Regions from separate parts of the Homo sapiens genome. Here region 2 is linked to region 1. Evidence: read pairs that join two places in POLR2A ChIA-PET (ENCODE). Cell type or tissue: OCI-LY7. All regions are shown on one strand. Each heading gives the region's core, and the rest is flanking DNA. Links, peaks and the distances in the headings are about the cores only. Region 1 overlaps IRAK3 (interleukin 1 receptor associated kinase 3). Region 2 overlaps HELB (DNA helicase B).

Evidence for each region. ChIA-PET counts read pairs that join two places held together with the same protein. Peaks named below come from ENCODE experiments on the same cell type or tissue, not always from the same donor. Only the 100,000 strongest peaks of a DNase experiment are listed, where the experiment ranks them.
Region 2: POLR2A ChIA-PET joins it to region 1 with 5 read pairs; 9 of 35 experiments call an interaction of 5 or more read pairs at or near these places.

Annotation. Positions count from the first base shown.
Region 1 is chr12:66,230,872-66,235,271 of GRCh38, forward strand. All of the region lies in intron 8 of IRAK3 (interleukin 1 receptor associated kinase 3), which reads left to right. It also overlaps the pseudogene RBMS1P1. Among named protein-coding and RNA genes, the nearest start is that of MIR6502, 18 kb to the right of the region's middle. RefSeq lists an enhancer at 4,201-4,280 and a silencer at 4,341-4,400. In OCI-LY7, for the core only: a CTCF peak has its summit at 3,289 (motif pointing left); DNase peaks (open chromatin) are centred at 1,660 and 3,330; H3K4me3 peaks cover 1,124 bases; H3K27ac peaks cover 1,574 bases.
Region 2 is chr12:66,312,554-66,316,953 of GRCh38, forward strand. HELB (DNA helicase B) reads left to right here. Exons shown (of 13, transcript NM_001370285.1): 5 at 1,433-1,610; 6 at 2,689-2,830. Among named protein-coding and RNA genes, the nearest start is that of HELB, 12 kb to the left of the region's middle. In OCI-LY7, for the core only: no CTCF peak of the experiment used is centred there; no DNase peak of the experiment used is centred there.

The sequences.
Region 1 (4,400 bases), core at 93-4,092:
GTTTAAATCAGAGAGACCTTCCACTTAAAATGCGATTCTGAGCAAATTGCTTAATGTCTCTAAGCCTCAATCTTCCTCTCTGCAAAATGTTAGTAGTAGAATAATAGCTTCTATCTCCTAGGGTTAAATGGCATAAGGTCCTTGACAAAGAGCACACACATCTTCAGTGGTAATTCCTATCCTGACTGGTTGAGAAGTGGTGGGAGTGGCACAGTGACAGAGGCCAAGTAGTGTGGTGGCCAATCAGTCTTTTTACTTAACACTCTTACCTCTATCGTCAATTTATAGTGTTTGAAAAGTGGACCCACTGACTAAGCTCTAGTTTAAGAAAAATTACTTCTCTGTTAATATGTTTACTGGCCAGGTGTGGTGGCTCACATCCATAATCCCAGCACTTTGGGAGGCCAAAGTGGGCCAATTACGTGAAGCCAGGAGTTCAAGACCAGCTTGGCCAACATGGTGAAACCCCATTCTCTACTTTAAAAAAAAAAAGTGTTTATTAAATATCTTGACAATCCCATTCATCTTACTTCACAAATATTTATAGAACATCTGTTGTGTGCAGAGCATTGTGTTAGACCACAGGGGGAGAGACAGTGATGATAATAGTCTTGTCCTTGAAGGTTCAACCTGGTGATCAGAAAGATAACACAAACACAAAATGTGTAGTGCAATGGTAACTATGCCCACTGAGTGGTTGGTCTGAGAAGGCTTCCTCTCGTTAGAGAGTTCCAAGCCAAGTCTTGGAAAAAGTGGGTCATTGCAGTGGATTGGTTGAAAGAAGCGGAGAGAATATTCCTGGTGGAGGCAATAATTTGTTCAAAGGAACAGAGTAAAGAATTGCCACGTATATAGTAAAAGCAAGAGAAATCAGTTGGTTGGAAAAGAAAGGACAAGGTTGGAGAATAAGATAAGGTGAGACTACAGAAGAATGAGGACTGTGGTGAGCAGGGGATGGAATGCAGCTTTGGATTCTGACTAGGCTGAGGAACTAGGTTTGACAAGCTGGGCTCTAGTGAAAGTCTGCAGCTTGTCTAGGATATAGGTGGAAACTGAAAGGTTCTAGAGTCTCTTAGGTGGTCTCACAACTTAAGAGGAGGCCAGTTCTTCCAGGTCACTATCCCAGGAACTTGTCTGGATGTGCAGAACTATAAAAATCATTTAAGCAACACTGCTAGACAGAATGCCCAACAGGTAACAAAGATACAGAGTACCCAGAGAGATCTGATCAGAAACAAGAATATTATGGAAGAGACAAGGCTTGAAATGCATCTAGCAATGTATTTTATATTTTACTTGGTGGTGGGGCTGCTGACAATTGTTGCCTTTCTGAGTGTTCCAAAGAGTTCAAGGACTTCAATGTAACCCATCCATAGAATGTGCCCACCCAGGCATGTGTCAGGGTATGGAGATCCATGGCTGTGGGCATTTGTTTGAGAACTGTGGTTTCACAAGGGCTCATCAATGTGTCCCTGCCTGTTCCAAAGCAAATCAGTCCCTTCCACGGCCATTGAACTTTTGGCCTTTCTGCTGAGCCTGCCAGCAAAGATGTTAATTAGTGCCAACTATAACAGTAGATTTCCCCCTCGTGTTTGGTGATATGCACACCTGTTCTCTAGAAGCTGGAATGAAACTAACTCAGTTCATTTGGGCCACTGAACACCTGTCAGATGGTAATGACAGTCAGTCCCCAGCAGCCTCGGCCAGATGTGATTGGCTGACCTAGATTACCCTCCTGAATCTCTTTTAAATGAATCCTCCACTGTGCTCTAAACCTAGGCCTCCCTGAGTGTTGGTCCCTCTGTGTGTAGCTCAGTGCTTTTAGGACTGAGCTGTCCAAATCCCTGCCTGTTTTGCCTTTGTCATATTAATTTTCTAAATCTATGTAAGGGAAGATAGCTTCTAGGAGGGATGCAGTTTTATTGTACGGCTTTGATAATTGGCTGAGAAAAGGACATCTCAAAATCTGTGTTAAACAGTGGCCTTTTCCCAGAGTAATTCAGGGCTCTGTTTTTATTGGAGGAGTGAACAATGGAAGATGCTGTTACCTTTATTTTCTTTTCTGTATTTGGGCTTCAGAGTGATGAGTCACAAAAGACTTTATCCTAACCCTTTGATATTATTATTATTATTATTATTATTATTTTTAAAAAGCCAAAATTTCAGCAACTTTTATTGACTACCTTTTAAAAGCCCTATGCTGCTGTTTTACAAGGCATAATAGACCAGCTCATCTGGTCAAAGCATTCTACATCATTAGTTTGAACTAACTTTTACTGAAACAGCTACAGCATCAAAAGAGTTAAGGCAAATTGGAATTCATAGAAAAGGATAAGACACTTCACACTGCATTGAAAGAAAGACAGGCCGGGCGCGGTGGCTCACGCCTGTAATCCCAGCACTTTGGGAGGACGAGGCAGGCGGATCACGAGGTCAGCAGATCGAGACCATCCTGGCTAACACGGTGAAACCCCGTCTCTACTAAAAATACAAGAAATTAGCCGGGCATAGTGGCGGGCGCCTGTAGTCCCAGCTACTTGGGAGGCTGAGGCAGGAGAATGGCGTGAACCCGGGAGGCGGAGCTTGCAGTGAGCCGAGATCGCACCACTGCACTCCAGCCTGGGCGACAGAGCGAGACTCCGTCTCGGAAAAAAAAAAAGGCCGGAAAGCTAAGAAGAGAGACACTGACGGCAACACTGAATTACAGCAACACTCGCACTGCAAGCACAGAACACCATGGGTGAAGTCGGACTAGTTAAACTTCAGAAAGCCCATTTCATACAGCTGGAAAAAAAAAACACAGATTAAACACAAAATGAACAAAACCACAAAAATCCGGTCATGCACTTGGATAAGTCTTCACGGTCTTTGTGCATACCCAGAAAATTGAAGTTTTCTTTTCTTTTTTCTTTTTCTTTTTTTTTTTTGCATCATAACATTTGATAAAAATCTGTTTGTTTGTTTGTTTTACTAAAATAAACCTGTTCGGGGGAACAGCTACTAGATGAATTTAAGGTTTTTATGCACCTTATAGAACTTATAGCAAAAATAGTTTTAGTTGATTTCGTTATAAATAACGTTTTCAAGAACTTGTGCAAAATTGTCAATAATTTCCTAAAGCACAATTGATCAGAAAAATCCATGATTGTTCAGCCTTCACACCCTTCTTCATGTAAGAACACCTTTCTGTACATCTCACAGTTACTTATTAGGTTGAAAGGTATATGGAGAATGGTCATTAGACGTCTCGACAGCCACCTGCTGTTGACCACTTGCCTCCTCAACAGGAGCCGCTGTCGTCTGCATATGTTCATACTGTGGCAAGTAGGCTCCTTGCATAGCTGACGTTGCAGGCATGTATGTTCCGGTGCTGCCTAGTGACAGATGACTCATCTGCTGGGCCAGAGGGCTGATCATTGATGCGGGCTGTAGTGACATGGTGTGCTCCATTGAGGGAGTTAACACGGCACCGGGGTGCTGTAGAATATATGGTTGAGGTTGCGTCCAAGAAGGACTTTGCACCTGGTAGGCAGATACAGGAGATACAATATAGGGTGTAATAGAAGTTTGAGTGATCATTCGGTTTGTAGCAATACTGTATGGTGAAGGATAAAATCCGTTTTGTATAGCAGCTGTAGTTGGGTCGTAAGTAAGTGTCATTCCAGTAAGTCTCACCTCTCCTTCTCTATGCCATGGTCTTCCATTAGGGATGTATTTGTTTGGGTTCTGTCTCTTTTTCTGTCCTCCATCAGAAAACTTACACAATAAAGGTTCTGTGGGGGCAGAAACTCCTGGTGGTGTCTTAATAAATTTTCCATTAAAATGACCAGTAACAGCTTCACATTTTTCTGTTGATTCCGTCCTAGCAAAGCCAACACCACGACTTGTACCACTGGCATCACGTAGTATCCTTGTAGAAATAACTTGTCCAAATGGTTTGAGCATATTTTCTAGTTCTTGCTTATCCATGGAGAGTGGCAAATTAGAAATGTAGAGGTTGGTAGGATCTTGTTCCTGTTGCTTTGCCATTTGAGCTTGAACCCCACTGGCCTTCAGGGCAGACACAGCTTTTTGAGCTGCTGCAGGGCTGTCAAAGTCGACAAAACCATAACCTTTGCATTTGTTCGTTGTCTTATGCAAAATTGCGTTTGTGGAGACTATTTTCCCATATGGTTGACAGAGCTTCACCAGGTCCTGGTCGGTGGTGTGGGGAGGCAGTCCTCGGATATAGAGGTTCGTTTTGCTGAGCTGATCCCATCCTGAGTTGCTGCTGCTGCTACTGTTGTTATTACTGCTGGTGGTGCTGGGACTGGGAGGGGCCATGGGGTGGGCTGGGACCAGAGACTGCTGCTTGCGATAGGGCGTCCGGCAGTTGCTGCTGCCCCCGGGGTTGCCGCTGC
Region 2 (4,400 bases), core at 177-4,176, 82 kb after region 1:
GATTAATCTGAAGGATTGAATTAGAAGGGGACACCCGAAAGGGATCATTACCAAGTTTTATCTGATGTGTCAGCTCTGATTAGTTGGTAGTATCTTAATATCTGCTTGGGATGCTGAGTGAGAGAATATTTCTGAAGCTATGTTTAGGCTCAGGAGAGAGTGCAAGAGCACGGAAAGAGCACTGGAGTGCCATTTATCATCCTTGGACTAGGGTTGCCAGATTTATCAGATAAAAATATGAATAATTTTTTAGTATAAGTTTGTATCAAATAATTCATTGACTTGCTTATACTAAAGTCATTTATTGTGTATTTGAAGTTCAAATTTAACTGGATGTCCTGTATTTTATGGGGCAATCCCATCCTGGGATTGTGTGTGGGGGAACCTGGCTGCAAAGCTATTGGAGTCATCAAGTTGCTGATAGATGGAACCTGTATTGAGCTGGTAGCACTAGAAATACAGTGGAAAATGTCAGCATTTCTAAGATAATAAATTGAATATATCAAATAAGAGAAAAGAAATGGCTAATTCCGAATGTTGTGAGACATGGCTACTGTGAGCATAGGGGGTTTTGTTGAAGGGAATTGATGCATTTGGGTAGGAAATATGAAGGCTTTACTTAATAGACAGTTGAATCTAGTTTTAGTAGAAAAATTAGATGAAGATGTGATATGATACCATTTAGAAAATCTGTACATAACACAGATTGAAAATCTGAAATGCTCCAGTGAGTGTTTCCTTTGAGTGTTATGTCAGTGCTCAAAAAGTTAAGGATTTTGGATTTTGAATTTGCAGATTAGGGATACTCAACCTATAAATGTTCATACTGATGACATAGAAACATTTTTGGGATGATATACACTAAAATATTGAATGTTCTCTGGTTGTAATTTTACAACCAATTTTTTTCTCATCTATATTAAAAAATAATAAATAGTATTACATTTGTAATAAAGAATTTTGTTGTTTATTTGTTGTTGGGGGTGGTGCGGTGGTAGTTTTTAAAAAGTTTTGAGGTGAGGAAGTTTGGAGTACTTGAAAGAAAAAGTAGTATTTTCATAATTCGGTTGAGAAAGCGCTGCTTTTATTCCAGAATGGAGTACTATGGTTGGGAGAAGGGAAGAGCTTCAGTGGCATATCTCAGATGGCCACGAGAAGGTTTATTTGGGAATGGAAAAGAATAGGGAGCTTTCTGTGTTTAAGAACGATGAGGGAAGTGTTGAGATTTTGGAACAATCTGATTTTTTGTTTGTTTGTTTTTAGATTTATTTGGTCTGTCTGTTCTGCATATTCAACCCTATAACTTTTGTGTTTCTTTACTTCCCACCCACCCCTGCCAATTTACGAGTTTTGCCCCAAAATAACTTGCTATTAATTTTTGGTTTTGTAGATTTTATAACCTGACTTTAGGAATGCCATACTTTGCTTGTAGGTCAATTATAGCTTCTATTCATGGACTCAAACAATGATGACCACAAACAAACCATGGAAATTTTCTTCGGTTAGAGTTCTGGTTGTGGATGAAGGGAGTTTGGTATCTGTAGGAATCTTCAAATCGGTCTTAAATTTATTGTGTGAGCACTCCAAACTTTCTAAGCTTATTATCCTTGGTAAGTTAAAATATTGTTGGAATTCTGATGTTTATTTCAAAGTATTGTGGTTAGTTGGTTGTTTACACCATTTAGTTGGTTGTTTACACCAGAATTGATACCAAAGCTACACGAAGATACCAAAGCTACATGAAATTAAATCTGACCACTCTCCTAATCAGCTTGGGTTGTTTTGTTTTGGCCAGGATATTAGCTGGCTGGGATGTGAATGAAATAGGGTTGTTAAGGGCTACTGCTAATCACCTAAATGATGGCTATTAAAATAGTAAAAGTGCCACAGATTCAGAGTAAATCAGGATGTGAATCATTTGGAAATGATAAAAAGTTTGAATTATAGGCCACTTAAAAGTAATTTCATAATGCTAAGCTAATAAATCAGACCTCACCAGCCTCTTAAGTCCTTCCAATTCTGATAAGATTCAGTTAGATTCTCTTGGGTAGTCATGCTCTGTAGACCATATGATTTAATGGAGAAAAAAATAAAATCACAATTGGAGAATCAAGTTGTATATAAAAATTATTATTTTTTTAGGTATTTGAGGATGTCTTTTAAGCAGTTGATTGTATTAATGGCTTAAGCCTTCTCTCTGCTTCCCCCAGTACATGTTTTTCTTATATTTAGGGCTTATTTGTTGCATGCAAAAAATATTTTTAATAGAGCAGAACATCACTATTAGATTACTGGAACGTATCTGTTATCAAATGCATTTATTTATTTGTTTTATATTTTGTACACTTATTTTATCTATTTGAGGCTGTAGATTCTTCCACTTTCAGTAAGACATTGAACATGATTGAAAAAGGGACTAACTACAAATGTCTAAGGCCTGTTTTTTTTTTCCCCTAATATGTTGACTAAAACATATGCCTGTACCCAGTTTCCCTGTGGTTATAGGTATGAAAGATGTTCTATTTAGATTTTGTCACCTTATTGTGTTATTACTATTTTTATATCTTTTACTGTTTAAATGTTGTTTTTTGTAAGGTATTTAACTTTAAACTGTTAAATAATTTTAAACAATCTTGGGGGTATTTTTTCTCAGAGTAAGTCTTGCTACTGTATCTTTTTTTCTTTTAGGTGACATTAGACAGTTACCCAGTATTGAACCTGGTAACTTGCTGAAAGATCTTTTTGAGACTCTTAAGTCAAGAAATTGTGCTATTGAGCTAAAGACAAACCATAGAGCAGAATCTCAGCTCATTGTGGACAATGCTACAAGGTATAATATTACTAAGAGTTTGCATTTTCTGTCTGTTGTATTAGAAATTTAAAAAATGGCCTTTGAATTAGAATGATTTAGTACAATACATTAACTACACCTTTTAGCAAAACTCTTCCATCCTTCAACTATAAACCTTTTGCCCTACAGTTAGAAAAGCAAAGTTAATGTTTTTCATTACTGGTCCAGTATAAGTTATTATTGAAATTTAAAAATGGATGAGGTTTCCTGATTTTAAAAGTATGTATATGAATTAAAATTGTATTAAGCTTAAGGACTAGAATAAGCCCAAGGGGAATGGAGATTTGGAAATAAGTTCATTTACGTGCAAGGGAGAATTGGGGAAGAAATATCCCCTAATTTTTGTGGGAGAAAGCTGAAGGCAAAATAATTGAATGTGGTATTTCACTCCTAGATGAATCCTAGAGGCACCCATGGCATCTTACTTCCCTTAAATAGAAAAGAACCCTTCTCTTCCCTTCGTCTTTGCATAAGCCTTTGGAGTTATCCTCTGTCAGCTCAGACATTTGGTTTCTCCATAATCCACACATATGAAAATCACAATCATTATTATTTCATGACTTTTTTTTAATACAGTCATGCGCCACATAATGTTTGGTCAACAACAGAGCACATCTATGACAGTGGTGCCATAAGATTATAAAACTATAATTTTACTGTACCTTTTCTATGTTTAAATATGTTTACATACACACAAATACTTACCATTGTGTTACAGTTGGGTACAGCACTTGGTACAGTAGCATGCTGTGCAGGTTTGTAGCCTAGGAGCAATAGGCTGTACTATATAGCCTAGATGTATAGTAGGCTATACCATCCAGGTTTGTGTAAGTACACTCTATGCTATTCACACGACGATGAACATTGCCAAATGATGCTTTTCTCAAAACATATCCCTATCATTAATCGATGTGACTGTATTAAAATCTCTAGATATAATGGGACCTTTGAATACTGAGTCTATGTTAGTCATTGTACCAAAATGTATATCTGGTTTTTACTCTTTTTTACAAAATGTTTTGTTGCTTGAACATCTCCTAAGTAGGATGTAGCAGAAACTAGAAGGGTGTCCAGTCTTTTGGCTTCCCTGGGCCACACTGGAAGAGGAATTGTCTTAGGCCCCACGTAAAATACACTAACACTAATGATAGCTGATAAGCTAAAATAATAATAATAATAATAATAATAATAATAATAAGCCAGGTGTGGTGGCTCATGCCTGTAATCCCAGCACTTTGGGAGGATGAGGCAGGCAGATCACCTGAGGTCAGGAGTTTGAGACCAGCCTGGCCAACCTGGTGAAACCCCATCTCTATTAAAAATACAGACATTAGGCCAGGCGCGGTGGCTCATGCCTGTAATCCCACCACTTTGGGAGGCCGAGGCGGGTGGATCACAAGGTCAGGAGATCGAGACCATCCTGGCTAACATGGTGAAACCCTGTCTCTACTAAAAATACAAAAAATTAGCCGGGCTTGGTGGCGGGCGCCTGTAGTCCCAGCTACTCGGGAGGCTGAGGCAGGAGAATGGCATGAACCTGGAAGGCGGA